2 separate regions of the Homo sapiens genome follow, and region 2 is linked to region 1. The links are chromatin loops, found by intact Hi-C in ENCODE. Cell type or tissue: IMR-90. All regions are shown on one strand.

What was found. A loop is a pair of places that touch in the nucleus more often than their neighbours do. Peaks named below come from ENCODE experiments on the same cell type or tissue, not always from the same donor. Only the 100,000 strongest peaks of a DNase experiment are listed, where the experiment ranks them.
Region 2: a loop joins it to region 1, with 2.3 times the contacts of the local background. A loop is called at or near these places in 2 of 110 quality-filtered maps.

What each region holds. Positions count from the first base shown.
Region 1 is chr1:187,261,026-187,269,025 of GRCh38, reverse strand. The region is part of intron 1 of LINC01036 (long intergenic non-protein coding RNA 1036); the gene reads right to left. Among named protein-coding and RNA genes, the nearest start is that of LINC01036, 170 kb to the right of the region's middle. In IMR-90, a CTCF peak has its summit at 3,828 (motif pointing left); a DNase peak (open chromatin) is centred at 3,875.
Region 2 is chr1:187,686,934-187,694,933 of GRCh38, reverse strand. No RefSeq gene overlaps it. Among named protein-coding and RNA genes, the nearest start is that of LINC01037, 250 kb to the right of the region's middle. In IMR-90, no CTCF peak of the experiment used is centred here; DNase peaks (open chromatin) are centred at 3,303 and 5,583.

The DNA.
Region 1 (8,000 bases):
AAGGACATGTCTTCTTACAGGAAATTAACCTTGCTATTTCTTGAGGCAAAGCATGGAAATTAGCAATCTCTTTCACCTTTTCTTTTGAAATTATAGTTAATAAAATTTCTTCTGAAACTGATTGCCCTGTAACCCCAGTGTGTTATGTGGTGAGTTTTTATTTTTCTTCTTCTTCGAGTCCATGTATTTTAATGGGAAATTGGGAGCTATAAGTTTGTTTGTCTTCCTTGCTGTAAAAGGAGATTAACTGAGGAGAAAGTTTTTATTCGCCTTGTTTTAGCACTGTCTTCTTATCCAAGAACAGAACCTGACATAGAGTAAGTCCTCAATAAATACTTCCTCACTGAAAAAAATTGAATGAATGAATGAATCAGTCAGGCAATCAATCAATTACATAGTTTAAGAACTATTCTACTATCTACTAAGGTGGATATCACTTTAAATTCTAGAGAGTCCTTCTTTATATTTTAATTTTGAGTTGCCATCATATACACTGTAAACAAAGTTAAATAAGTAATATGAATTATTCAGAAAATCAGAGTGTGGAAAGAAGGTATTTTCACTATAACAAAAATAAAGGCAATTTTATCTGAAATTCCAAAAGAACTTTCCACATTGACCAAATTTAATGTACAGTTGCTCATCATCATGTATCCCTTTACTGATCTTCCACTAAACATTTTTAAAGTGAATATTAGATAACAATATTCTTACCTTGCAAATAACATAATTTTATAGGTAAGATCTGAGGTTTGTTATATTAGGTTTTTTTCCTTTCCTTATGCTATAGTGAAAAACCTTGAACACAACCTCACAACTACCTTACACAAGTTCATATTGAATGCAGACAGTACAACCCAATATTAAGCACTTCTAACCTAACTTGGTCTCCATCTGTCCTGTAAGTCATCTCCACAGCCAGAAGTATGAGTAAACAAACAGCCCTTTAAGGAATGCTCTCCAATTTCATTGATTTTGGCTTTATCAGCCGGACAAATGGAGGTAAGTTTAAAGCTAATGGATCTTCAAAGAAATATTTCCCATTCCACTGTTCCTTAGATGCCAACATTCAAAACACTGGAGGGAAAGGCAGCCTAAGGCTCAGGTTGGAGGGCAGCATTTGTTACCAGAGAAAGGAAGTAGTAGGAGATGTTCCTTAATGATTATCTCCTTAACTAAAATCTTTTATCCATGTCCAGCTTGAGTCATTTGCTCATAAGACATTGTGATAATGCACCCTTCTGATCCACACTAAATATTGAAACAGGTCAATCTGTCCACATTAATCACAGTCTTTTGGTTTCAACTTCTCGAAATTTTGGCATTTTGTCATCAACTGTGTCTACGAAATATTAAAACAGTTATGTACTCATACAAATTAAAAGACAAACTAATACACATTTACAATTATTAAAGATCAAAAGTATTAAACCTTGGATTGAATTAAAGAATTGGGATTTACGATTGCCAGACTTGAGGTCAGGAACGTCTCATTTAATTTAATGGTATCCAGTAACTTTCATTTTTATATAGACCACAGAGACCTTTCAAGCATCACATTGGTGTAAGTAGAGAAATATACTCTTTAACTACAGTATTCTCTATAACCTTTTGTTCCTTCCTATGGACAGCTCTCAGTGGTGTCTGCAGGTTTTCATTCAGCACTGACCTCAGGACAAATCACTGTTAGCCGAGTTTGTCTGCGGCACCTCAGCATTCTCTCTTTGCCCTCTTTTTATTTTCCCTTTAGCCTTAGGCCCTCAGAATGTGCAGTTTGTCTATCAAAACCTGTTCTTAAGAAATGATCAGAAGCATATTCACATTAAAGAATATCTAACCAATAGCCATTTCAAATACGATGTATTTCCAAGTAACTTTGAATTTAACTGTACCAAAGTGAAAAACAGCAAGTTTGTACGAAAGCCCCTACAGTGGAATCTCAGTTCTCAGCAAATTTCATTCATATCCTTTCAGATCCTCTATCCCTTGCCCTTTCATCTGGTGGAAGAGATAGCCAAGTGTTTGTTTGGAGTGTGTGAGGGCATGGTTTGTCTATGTACTCATGTGTATGTGTGTTTGGAGGATGTGATGTATAAAGATTGTGTGTGTGTGTGTGTGTGTGTGTTGGGGGTATCTGCTTTTGCAGAGTGTGGGGCATGAGGGTGGTGTGTGTATGTGAGTGTATGCATGTGTGCACATGTGTATTTAATGTTACTGCTAACACGAAGGTAGGGCTTCTTGGACATTTGCAATCACACCATGTAGAGTCACCACATTTATACATAAAGCTACTTCTGTTTTTATCTACATCCTGAAAAAATAGTGAAGAGAATATTTGAGCAACATTCTACATTAGGAAAGATATTGAAAGATGATGAGCAAGTGCACACAATTCTTGAAGGTTGAACTCCTTCTTCAACTTATCCTACCATTTATACTTTCTGATTTTCTTATTTTATGTTATCAGGTCAAAATCTTGTGTAAGAAAAAAAATACAACTTTGTTACCTTATATTTTCACTGTCATTGAAACTCACTTCTTTTAGTAACAGATTCTTGGGAATACTCGATTGCTCCACACAGTTCAGGTGAAAAAATTTGCCCCCACTTCTCTAAAACTACATTTGAACGATCCAGTTCATCTGTGAAGTAGTGGAGCAATCTGCAGGACACTTTCCTCCCAGTCCGGACTTTCTTTACAAAGGAATCCCCTAGTGAATGTGTCACCAAGTTATTTCTAGTTGGTGTGTGTGTGTTCTGGGGGCTTTATCAGCACAAGCAGCAGCAGAAATGCTGATACAACTGTCAGAGAGGAGGGGAATGTTGCAGGAATTGTGAGAAGTTAAATGAGAGACTGGCAGCTCTGTCGGCTCAGCGTTCATCTCAGAAATGAGAGGAGGCTTAATCTGCAGGCATGTTTATGATTTTCTTATTAGGTGTCACAGGCAACTCAATCCCTTCCAGAATATAGGAACAATATGGAGAGGTAGGTATTAAAATTTTAACCAGTAACAGCTGAGATAAAAAATATAGACAGATGACAGAGAAGGAAGAGCACAGTAGAAAGTGCTTTAAAATAAACCTGAATTTAAATCTGTGGTTGTCCACTTGCAAACCTGAATTTAAATCTGTGGTCTTCCAGTTACAGGATGAGAAACCTTGGGCAAATTATTAACATCTATTATAATAGGCTCAGTTTTTTTTAAATCTGGAAAATGGGCATAAATTTTTTTATTTTATATAGCTATTATGAGACATATACGATGTAATATGTATAAAGAACAAACCCAGGCATTTGTTCTTACAAGGCTTTTGATAAATGGTTGGAAATTGATATTTGAATACCACAAGTTAGCTTTGAATATCCTACTTAATTGCTCTCCACAGTGCTTGTTTTTACTTCTATTATCAGAATAATTATTAGCCTTTGTTCATTTTTGTATGTTTTTTGTCTGTTCCTCAAATTCTATGACTTACTTATGTTTGTAACTGTAACCAGGCTCTACTGTAATATTCTGAGTATGGTAATACAAATAACAGACAAATTTTAGCGGATGTTTCTTATTTGCCAGACATTCTTCTAAATATTTTAAATTAAAGGTTTTAATTCTCACAAGATTTTTATAAGTTAGTTACTATTGTTATCTTTATTTTGCTGAATAGATGCTATCTAGGTTGTCTATTGTCAGAGAATTAATATATTTCAGAGCCAGCATTCCAAACATGGGTATCGGAGTTTAGACCTCAGCTATTGACTACAATGCAGTTATATTAAAGAAAAGAGAACAGGAGGGAGAAAAGATCCAAATAAGGTGGCAGGGTGCCACCCAGTGATAAAGCCTTAGAATAGCAGTGGATTAACCAGAAGTCTGGAGAGAGGCAAGTAAATCATATGACGAACCCCAGGAAAATGCTCTAGTGCAAGAGGTAGAATTGCATTTGGTGTCACTGAGACACTGAACCATCAATGGAGGTTATAAAAATTTGAGGAATACCTGGTTTATTTCACTCGCTTATTGAGAATTTATACCTGGAGCACTGATCAAAACTAACTGATGAAAAAATAATTAAAAATAAATTGAAAAGATAAACATTTTACATCCAAAATACTTTCAACATTAACAAAAATGCATTTTAAAAAGCTGACAAATACATGTTCCCGGCATCTGACTTGAATGAACTACTGCACTACAAAGCTTCATTATCTCTGAGCTTTATGGCTGTAGGAAACATTTTGGGTAATATATGTAATTCTTCATAAAAATCTGTATTAATATTCTTTAGCATTGAACTCTGAGAAGAATTTAATATGTATTTAATAACAATGGAGAAAAGTATGTGTCAATGAGAATGAGACCTCTGTAACAGTAAAGTGATCAAACACTAAAATCCTGAGCTGCCACTGTAATTAGGGAAGTATTTAGTAGTTTTACACATTTGACTGTTCATCAGGAAGTTATTTTTTGCTCAGGTACAATCTTGTAGTTATTATTTTATCCAAAAGCCAGAGGCTCATGAAAGTCTTGTGAGCACCATGGTCTTGGTGGGACACTCCTCAATGTGCATCAAGAGCATGAACAAGAGAGAAAACTGACAGAATCAAAAAAACAAAAACAAAACCAGAGAGGCCCTTTTCAGATACTATGTAAGTAACAGTGTTTTTTAAATGCAGCACTCTTGAAAAAGAATATGTAATGGATAAAGTAAGATTTATTCGTTATTAGTTATAAGGACATTGTTATGTAAAAAGACCCATTTACTACAATTGGCACAGTGCTAGAACATGAAACATCCTGAAGAGGATAAGCAACTGCAAACTCCACTGCACCACACAAATACCTTACTTCACCACCCCCCAAATGTGTTTACTTACCCACCACAAAACACATTTTATCTAAGAAGGCTTCCCTTAACTATAATGGTGCTAACGCTAAATGTAATACTGTAGTTGTTATTCCAGAGTCTAAGTCTAGTCATCATCAATTCATCCTTCTGCTGTCCAGTCTTGGATAAGAATCATATTTAGAAAGAATCCAAATCCATTTAGGAGGACCCCAGTTGATGATTACCATTAAGGTTTGCATACCTGAGAGAGGCACGCAATTGACTTGAAAAGCACTACCCAAGTCACTTAGTCTTCATGTCTGCATACATGCTCTCAGGAATACATTGAGCATATACTATGTCACTGACACATTAAGTGTTGTCCTCAAAATGTTCTCATTTTATCATGACAAAAATCCTTTACATAATTATTATAGATAAAGATACCAAAGCTCAGAGAAGAAAAGTAGCATGACTAATGTCACCCGGCTGCTAATTGTGAAAGCCAACATTTGGAAGTCTGAAAGACAGTGACTGAATAGGCATTTATTGTGTAGATTCTGTATAAGGGCAGAACACAAAATATAAAGGCATAATACAGATAATAAAGGAGAGAACAAAGAAAAAAGTGAGGCTGGGATAATATATCACAGGTTGTTTGGTAAAAACCTGAGCACAGGAATAGAATGAAGGGAATCCATATAAATGTGTATTTACCATGTCCTGAAATCTCCTTCACTGAAATATCTATGACTTCAAGCAAGACTTTAGAAGGAACTGGATTACCATCCAGTAAGAATAAATTCTTGAAGAATGGTCTAAATTACCTATGCTAAAAAAAAAAAAATTTGGCTAGTCAATGCTAATACAAAGTCAGCCCTCTAACTATGTAAATAAATAAAAAGGAAAGGAAACTAGTGCCTATGAAATAAAGTTGCAAATATACATATAATTAATCTTACCTGTCAGATTACCTGGAAGACATTTACTTCTGGAAATCTATCCAAAGATACTCTTTAAATAATGAGATATATTTTCCTGCATTAAAATGTCTAACAAAATGTTATAATATTTATAATAGTTTATTAAGAGTACATTAAACAAACAAGAAAAATGTTTTGTTTTGTTTTGTTTTTGAGATCAGGTCTCCCTGTGTTGCCCAGACTGGATTGTAGTGGCACGATCACAGCTCACTGCAGCCTCAACCTTCTGGGTTCAAGTGATCCTTAACTGCCCTAACTGCTTGTAGCTGGAACTACAGACATGCACCAGCATGTCCAGCAAATATTTAAATTTTTTATAGAGACGTGGTCCTTCTATGCTGCTCAGACTTGTCAGAAACTCCTGGGCTCATGCAATCCTTCTGCCTCAGCCTCCCAAAGTGCTGAGATTAATGGCAAGAGCCACTGCACTTGGCCAAGAAAAGTGTTTATAAGTACCATTGCTAGAAAGAAATGCAGGATGTCCAGTTAAATTTGAATTCCAAATTAAAAAGTCAAAGTAACTCCCATGCAATATTTAAGATATAATTACACAAAAAACAATTTGTTGTTCATATGGGATTCAGTTAAAAGGGTAACTTGTACTTTTATTTGTTTGCTAAATCTGGTGAACTTACTTATGATATAACATTAAGTTTAAAAAGAAAAGCAGGATACAAACTTTTATATATAGATGAATTTCAGCCAGGTTAAAAGATGTGGCATTTGGTATTTTTATGTTGTTTATGTTTAAAAAAATATTTCCGTACATTCATTTATTTCTTTAATTAATATGTTTTACTATCAAAATTAAAACAAAAGATATTTCTTTTTAAGAAACCAAACCCACTAAGTATTTTTGAAGTGTATACTTGCAGTGTAGCTGACACCTCTCTAAAAGAAGTTTAGCTCATTGAATAAGATTTTTAATAATTTTAGTACAGTATGTTAAATATTTAGTAAGTAAATATATATACACATATATATGTAGATAGATAAATAGATAGATAGATAGATAGATAGATAGATAGATAGATAGAACAAATAGACAAATTATGCTATAGTAATTAAAACATAGTCATTTTTTATTTGTCCTAACTTATCCCTAGGTACTTCAGATACGGGCATTGGAAGAAGCAAGCACTTCCTCAGACTCCAGTCATTGAAAGGAAGAGAAACTGCTAGTATGATTTTAGGCCAGAATTTCGACATGCAAGAAAGAGGTATGTAACAAGCTCACCAACAAAAAACACAGCAACAGAAACGGCCTTTCAGCCTGTCTCTGGGAAACAAGCACGCTAATTGATAGTCTTCCCACATGCAGGCCTGTCTCATTATAATCCACTCTCCCCACTGCAGCAGCCAAAATGTAAACCTCTGTTTAAAATCCTTCCAAACAATTCCATCATTCTCTGCATAAAGACCTATCTGTAACACAGCCTATAATTAGGTTGACTCAGAGTCCCAGTTGCCACCTGTTGTTCTGGTGTAATCATTGATAGTACCTCCCTTTCACTCTCAAAAGTGATCCAGTTTAAACAATAAATTACACAGTTACCTTTCCAAGTTCTAGCTTTTTCTCCTATCCCACCCTTTTCTACTTCATACCCACCAGATATACTGAATGTCCTCTGGATCCCGGAACATACCATCCTCCTTCCTCATTCAAGGCCTCCGCACAGGCTTTCCACTCTGGTCTAAAGCAGTCTTCTCTGCCTCCACCCCTCCTCCAGGCTTATATTTCCTTAAACCCTATTCATCAATCATATTTTAGTTCAAATATAACTTTTTTCCAGATAATTCATTATTTTTCTATCACACTAGGTGTGATCTTCCTATTATTTATTCTCCTAGTGCCATACACTTTTCTATGTTTTACAGAGGTGATATGGCACTTATTGGCAAGGTTATTTGATTAATGCTCACTTGTTCAATGTGACTGTACATGCCAGGTTGGTTTCTTATGATTAGTTTTATTTTCTTTTGGAAGTCACTGAACCCAGCACCCATAATTGTGCACGGTACATGTTGGTTCTTGATAATCATTTGCTGAACTAATAACTGCAGGAGGTACAAACTTTTTGATGAAAGAACACATACAACCATACCTACTTCAAAGTGCCTACTTCAAAGGCAACTTGTATGTGCTTTTTCATAAAAATGTTTGTAACGTTGGTTTTGATTTTCTGAGGTTATC
Region 2 (8,000 bases), 430 kb before region 1:
AAAAGAAAGTGTTTGGGGAGGAGGAAAATAAAATGACTTTTAATACTAAAGAATATTTCTAGAAATTAATCTTGATAAAAATTTTTTAATAATTTCCATCTTTTCCACTGGTATAGTTAGTACATTTTAAGCTCAATTTCTTTATTGAGATAGACAAATCAAATATGCAGGCTTACTTATTTGGTTGTATTAACTTATTTTCATGAACCAAGCACAATTATGGACCATCACAACAAGGCAGTTTTGCTGTGTCTCACAAGGAGAATTTTAGGAAGGACCAGTGGTCTCTGAAAGTTTGCAAACTAGAGGCAGAAAACAAGGAAAGAGTGAAACTATAAATCACAGGAACAAATGCATTCACCCAGGACATGCACTCTGCTTTTTCCACAATCGAGTGAAACAGCTGTCTTCTGTGTTTACCTTTCCTACTGTTGGTGGCATTATCATTCTCCCAGGCATCCCATCACAGACTTGGAGCTCATTTTATAGCTTCCACAAAACACTGCCTGACTGCTTTAGTTTGTCTTCTCCCCTGGAAATTCTGGCTTAAATTTTTATACCCCAAGAACATAGTTCCTTTAAGAGAAAGGTTAACTCTCTGACCCATGCTTCTCCTTCTCCCTGAAAGTTGTATAAGTTCAGGTAGTCTTGAGTCATGCCAGGGTCCAAAGACCTTCAAAGAACAATTTCTCTAGGACCACTCTATCTTCACTCCACCTTATTTGTTTGATGCTCTTAGCTGATCTTGATTTCTGATTTTCTTACAAACCTAGCTTTGTCTCAATGTTCAGACAGGTGTCCCCCTGCATTCTGCTTATTCCAGGGTGGAGAACCTAAGACACTGCCCTTCTTGTTCCGATACATGACATATGTGTTCTAATATATGACATATCTCCTATCGTTTTTCCATGGCTTTACAGTTGCTGGTGGCACACCCCCTGGCGTGTTAACCAGAACTCATAATCTCTGCTGAGGTTATCCTGCTGTTCTTTAAGATCCTTCTTTAAGTTATATCTACTAAAGTCTCCTATTATGACTCTACAACTCTTCGCAGCTCTTTTTATTTTTCTCAGATGCAAGTGAATATTGGTCTCTTGTACTAACTAGTGTCAGTATCAATGGTGCAAGACTGGTGATGGAGTAATAACTGGTGCTGTTAATTGTCATTTTCTGAGTACCAAAAGACGTCTGTGTGGTCCTGAAGTCTTCAAGTGCACTGTGCATTATTTATATACTAACTAAATAGGACAATTTTACTCCTTAAATAAGCATATAATGTTAGGATTTATAAAATAGAAATGCTTCAGTTGTGGAATTCAGATTAACTTGTGTCATTATTTACTTCTTCCATAGGTGCACAGTAATAGTACTAGCAGCAGAATTGCTGTTATGTGCAATTTGAGACATCCCACACACCTTTTCCATATTGATATAGGTCATCAAATATACCCAATGTATGATGAGAGACTTTCTGATTATTCATCATTATTGGGTTGACTGCTGCTCATAGAATTTTGCTTGTATTTTCTTTATTTGCTCTCACAAATAGAACCTATTAGCAGGATTTATTACTATCCTTGTTTTGGAAATGAGAACAATAGAGCAAAAAAGACTTAAGTAATTCACCTAAGCTCACACTATAAGTAATTGAAGAGAGACAGGAAATCAAGCAGTTTTACTGGAGAGCCAGTGCCCTTAAGCACTTTACCTCATAGAGTTTTTTTCCCTGTATGCCAAGGTTTGTATCAAATTCACTATTGGCTTATGTCAATTTGGCTATTAATAAATATTTTTTGACAGTGATGATGAGAATGCCAAAAGATATCACAGATAGTTCTGGCAGCAGGAGAAAAAAAAGAAAAAAAGAAAACTCGAGGCTGTGTGTATGTGTGTGTGTGTGTGTGTGTGCGTGTACATAAGCCAAAAAGCAAACGTTACTTAGAAAGTTAATCAATATTTTGTTAAGCACCTAGTAGACGTTGGCATTGTATTCACTGGCAACCAACCATAGTTGCTTCCCTGAAACAGTGTCTAGCCAAGTTAGGGAGACAGTCAAAAGTAATATTTTGTTGGTAGTAGAGGTGTCATAGGACACCTTAGGAAGCATAGAGCATTCATAGCAAGGAAGGCTTCCGGCCATACATAGCAGGGAAGACTTCTGGAAGAACAAAATAATTAAGCTCAGAAATAAGGACATAAGTCAAACTTTTTCACGTTAAAGGGTCCTGATGGAGAGTGATCAGTCCATGCAGAGAGAGAAAAGAGTGTACTGGAAATTGTGGAGGGTTGCTGTTGTGCAAAGCAGGAGTGACAGGGAGGGGTCTGAAGTGATCTCCTATTTATGAGATGTTTTTATAACTTTCTATGAAAATCCCTCATCCTCTGGGAATGAGTCTGTAGAAATGGTGGGCACCAGTAACAGTGTTTTTCCCACCTGACTCTGCCCTGTAGCCACTGTTGATAGATCTAAGGGTGGGCAAGTGACCCAAAGTGCCACATTTGAAGTCTTTCCTAGGATTTCTCAAACTGGCACCAATAAGAGCAAAGCATTTCCTTCCCAGTGATTTGAACTTCTAAGTCAGTGTGACATAAGAAGTCTTTGTTTCTTCTCATAGAATAGAAGATGATTTGGAGTAAGAAAGAAGCAAGAATAAGAAACAAAGTGAGTACTGGAAAAATGTTTCTCCCGAGAAACAAGGTCCAGGAGAAACCGTGGATATTTATGATGCTCCAGGTTTATCCTTTCAAATTTCCAATTTGCCTAAGTGTTTAGGGTTGGATTCTTGCTCCTTGAACCCAAAGAATCAAACAATAAAATGATTCGTTAAATTGGTGCAATGTGTGTTGTATGTGTATGAGACCGGAACCCTCTAAGAGCTCAAAGTGGCAAGGGGCAGAGATAATATAAAGGTATGTTTTCTAGTTGGTCAGTACATATCACGAGCATAGAGAAAAAATGTTGATTTAGGACAGAACATCCTGAAATAAAGAAATATCATGAGATCTCTTCTTAAAAGAGTTCAGAATTTGTTTTTATTATCAGAAATTCTTTGGTGGCAAAAGCAATTCACAACATCTGGAGCAGAATGTAAGCCATAAGGCAGACATAACCTTCCCCTGTACTTGGAGTCAAGGTACAGAGAATTTTCGTATATCCCTTACCCTCACACATGTGTAGCCTCCTTGATTGTCAACCTCCCCCTCCAAGCAATACATGTGTTTCAACGGATGAATCATACACTGATACATCATTATCACCCAGAAAGCATAGTTTACCTTATGATTCACTCTTGGCCTTGTACATTCTGTGGGTTTGGATAAAGGTATAATGACATGTACCCACCATTATAGTGTCATACAGGGTAGTTTCACTGCCTTAAAAATCTACTGTGATCTGCTTACTCATTTCCTCTTCCCCCAACTTCTGGCAACCATTGATGTTTTTACTCCATAGTTTTGTCTTTTCCAGAATGTCATATACTTGGAATTATATAATATGTAACATTTTCAGATTAGCTTCTTTTACTTAGTAACATGCACTTAAGTTTCTTCCATGTGTTTTTGTGGCTTGATAGCTCATTTCTTTTTAGCACTAAGTAATATTCCATTGTCTATGTGTAGCACCATTTTTTAATCCATTCATCTACTAAAGAACATGTTGGATACTTTCAAGTTTTGGCAATTATTAATAAAGTTATAAGCATTCCTGTGCAGGGGTGTGTGTGTGTGTGTGTGTACACTAGTCTTCAACTCCTTTGGATAAATAGCAACGAATGTGATTAGTGAATTATATAGTAAGAAAATGTTTAATTTTGTAAGAATCTGCCAAACTGTCTTCCAAAGTGGGTGTACCATTTTGCATTCCCACCAGCAATGAATGAGAATACTTGTTGCTCCACATCCTTGCCAGGATTTGATGATGTCAATGTTTTTGATTTGGGCCATTCTACTAGGTGTGTGATAGTATCACACTGTAGTTTTAATTTGCATTTCTCTGATGATCATATGATGAGGAGCATCTTTTTGTATGCGAATTTGTCATCTATGTATCTAGAATAGTGAGCCCAGAAATAGACCCACATAAATACATACTTTCTCTACTGGTCTTTGACAAATGAGCAAAGGCAATACAATGGGGAGAAGGTAGTGTTTACAATAAATAATGCTAGAACAACTGGACAACCACACTAAAAAAAAAGTGAATCAAGACACATACCTTAAACCCTTCACAAAAATTGACTCACAATGGATCATAGAACTAAATATAAAATCCCAAACTGTAAAACTCCTAGAGGATAGCAGAGAAGAAAATCGAGATAATTTAGAGTTTGGTGATGACTTTTTAGATACAACATCCATGGCACGATCAATGAAATTAATAACTGAGATGGATGTCATTATAACTTAAATTTTCTTCTCTGTTGAAGATATGTCCAAGAGAATAAAAAGAGAAGAAACATACTGGAAAAAAAGATTTGCAAAAGACGTGTCTCATGAAAGACCGTTATCCAAAGTACAAAAGGAAGTCTTAAAAACCAAGTTACCAAAGAACACACTTTAAAAATGAGCCAAAGACTTTAATGGGTACCTCATCCATTATATGATTACCTTAGGCATAATTTGAATTAGTTTCCTTAGACACAGATTTTACTATGTTTAGTGTCATTAAATAGCCTAGTGTCTTCTGACACTGGGAAGTGCTCAGAGATGGAGGTGTATGCTGTTACTGGAACTAGGAGTCACAGAGTCACAGAGGGTATTTTCCTCCTCTACAGCCCAGTTGTATCTATTAATGTACTTTTTACCCAAATGGCTGACTTTGCTTGCCCAACACAGAAAAGTGGTGAGTTAGAAAAGTGAATCAAGGTCTGATACTCAGTAAAGCCCGAATTGAGAGGTGAAAGAGTAAGTGTTATTGTTGAAGTGGTGGAATTGGAGCTGAAGATGAACTTGTCAAGGAAGCCCCTTGAAGTGTCTTTGGAATACATGCTAGTTGGTGTGACCAATAGACAACTGATAGATAGATGGTGTCTAAATCTTCAGAAGTGATGTGGCCGGAGGTGAAGAATCAAAACTTGGTGCATGTAGATGATAATTTCTGCAAAAGGACTGTAAGAGATTGCTCAGGATAGGGCACGGCACATCAACAAACTGGAGAAGGTCAGGCATGACCAGCCTCTTATTAATATAAACAAAAATCTCTTTTTTAGGTTTCATGGAAGAACTGCATATTTAATCTTTAATAATAATAAATGTGCTCTTTTAAACATTTTTACTGAAGACCCTTGATGTTTTCATTCTACCATGACATACACACCACTATCTTCTTTTGTCCGGAGCCCAGGTGAAATCTAACCACCCATGAGTAAAATAGTGAATTTAGGAAATACTGTCTTCACCTTCTATATCCATTACTTTCCTGACTAATTTCCATTCACTGGTATCCTTCTTTGACCCCCTGTCTACCTAGAATGACTACAAAGTAACAAGCTTGGGAAAAAGCTGATACTTTTAGTCAGATAAGTCTTCCAATGCCTTTTAAATGATACTGCAAAGAAAGCTGTAGAGTTTCCCTGGGCTTAAAGCCAGCTCTGCTGGCATCCTTCCTAGACTATTTTATCTAAAGACATTCTCTCATTGGATACCCCTCTGTTTGAACACATTTCTTTAGGCTTGGCACAGAAATAAAAGAAAGATTTCACATGGCATAGTAAGCTGAATAATGGTCCCCAAAGGTATCAGGTCCTAATCCTTGGAACCTGTAAATGTTACTTAACTTGGGGGAAAACATGTGTCATTTCAGATGCGATTAAAATAAGAATTTTGAGATGAGGGGGTTATCCTTGATTATGTGGTTGGTCCCTAAATGTCACCACAAGTATCCTTATAAGCGCAAGGCAGAAAGAAATTTGACGTATACGCAGAAGAGAAGACAATGTATACATGGAGTATAGAGAAGTGATATGGGCATACATCCAGGAATGTTGGCAGCCACTAGAGGCTGGAAGAGAAAAGGAAGGAGACTTCCCTAGAGCCTCCAGAGGAAGCATGGTCCTGTAACACCTTGATTTTGGCCCAGTAATGCTGACTTTGGACTTCTGGCTTTCAGAACATGTGAGAGAATAAATTGCTTTTGTCTTCAACCACCAAGTTTGTCGTCTTTTTTTACAACACCCACACGAAACTAACATACATGAGACCAAAACCTACCTTTTATGTGCTTCTCTGTCCCCTTTGCCCATCGTTTATATCTAGTTGGTCTTGCTCTCTATATGACCTTCCACATGTATCTATGTAAATTTTATTTTAATTGCAACCTGTCTGTATTTCAGATTCAGCCCTGTGCTCTGTTCAATCCACAATATCACCCTGGAGAAAAAAAGAGAAAAGAATGCACGAGGAGCAAACTTTATCAAGCAGTAGCCACTCACACTAAAAATGAAAACAATAAATCGGTGTGTATTTTTTAGAAATAAAATTGTTATTTTAAAAAAATACAGGTTAAGTTAAACAAGAGTTGGATATTCTACAGTAGAAAAATTATTAGTTCCCAAGTTTTCAGTTATGATTTTATAATATGTGATCTTTCCCATAGGCACTTGAGTTTTTCTTTGCATATTGTGACAGTCAGGGTGTCAGTGATAGCAGATATCCATGTAGCAGGGTCACTGGTGCTTGCCAACTATTTTAATCCTCCACACACACATTTCCTGGCACCCTTTCATTTAAGTATGCCATGCCCATGTCAATGAAATATGAGCAGCAGTGACACATGTCAATCTTTGCCTGAGGCAGTTAAATTTCTTAGGGCTATTTTCCAGGGGCTCTGCTTCTCTATAGCAGTGACCAAGGAGAGCATGGGTAGCAAATAGTGTATTTGGAACATGATGGAGCCTCCGTCAGCCAGAGGGTGAGTCCTGCTGACCTGTGTGGACCTGTAATGGGAGAATTAAATTTTCATTGTGTTTAACCACTTTGATTTTTGTGCTGGCTATTGCAGCACATCCTAGCCTACTGTGATAAAGGGAGGGTGTTTCTTTCCTGTTCCTAGGTTTCTGAGAATACTAGTGTTCAAATCGAGAACTGGTAAAGAATTTGAACTTACTTATGATTTCTTAGTAACTTCTCATGAAAGAAATTCAAAATTCAGAAGAAAATACCTCATTAGCTTAACCTGAAATTTAGCACAATCTGAGATAATGAGAAATAGTGGATTTTAAAGAATGAATGAGAGTACATAATTTATGTGCAATAGTATATACATGTTCATAAACACATTTTAATTATGACTGTGAGACACATACACTCATCTTATATTCCTTTCAACAGGTTTAAACTCTCAATTTCTTGCCAAAAGTGGTAGCTGGGAAATGTTGTTTTTAAAAAGTACAATATAAAAAATGTTGTTTTAAGAAACTATAACGCAACTTGTTTTGCTTTAAGTAACTACGTTGATAGAATTTTACAAATCTTAGGAATTTTAAATAGAAAAAGTCTTAGAAGTTCGATGATGTATTTCAGTATTAAAAGTTATTTTCGTTATGGTTAGTAATACGCTTGAAATAGAGCTATACAAGATCATGGTTAATAATATATGCATAGTAATAGTTTTATGTCAAGATATTTTAGAGACAAAATATTGCTAATATAACTAAAATATTTGACCGATTCATTTAGCTAAAACAACAAACTGGTTAGGAAGATTGACTTTTTATGTACGGAAAAATAGTTACTAATTCATCATATCTTCTGAACCATGGATAATCTGTAGTTTCTTGTCCAAGAATTCCACATTAAAGATGTTCTCATTGAAGTTCTCCATCAGATGTGAAAGCTTACAGAATTCTCCAGAGAGCTTTATAACAATCAGACTTACAACCGCTTAAACAATGTGTCATTATTTAAAATCTTTAATAGTAAATATGAAATGCACACAATTGAAACAGAAAATAGCAAGCAGAAATCCCTCAGGAAGTTGACTATAGGGATCATTCTTGAAT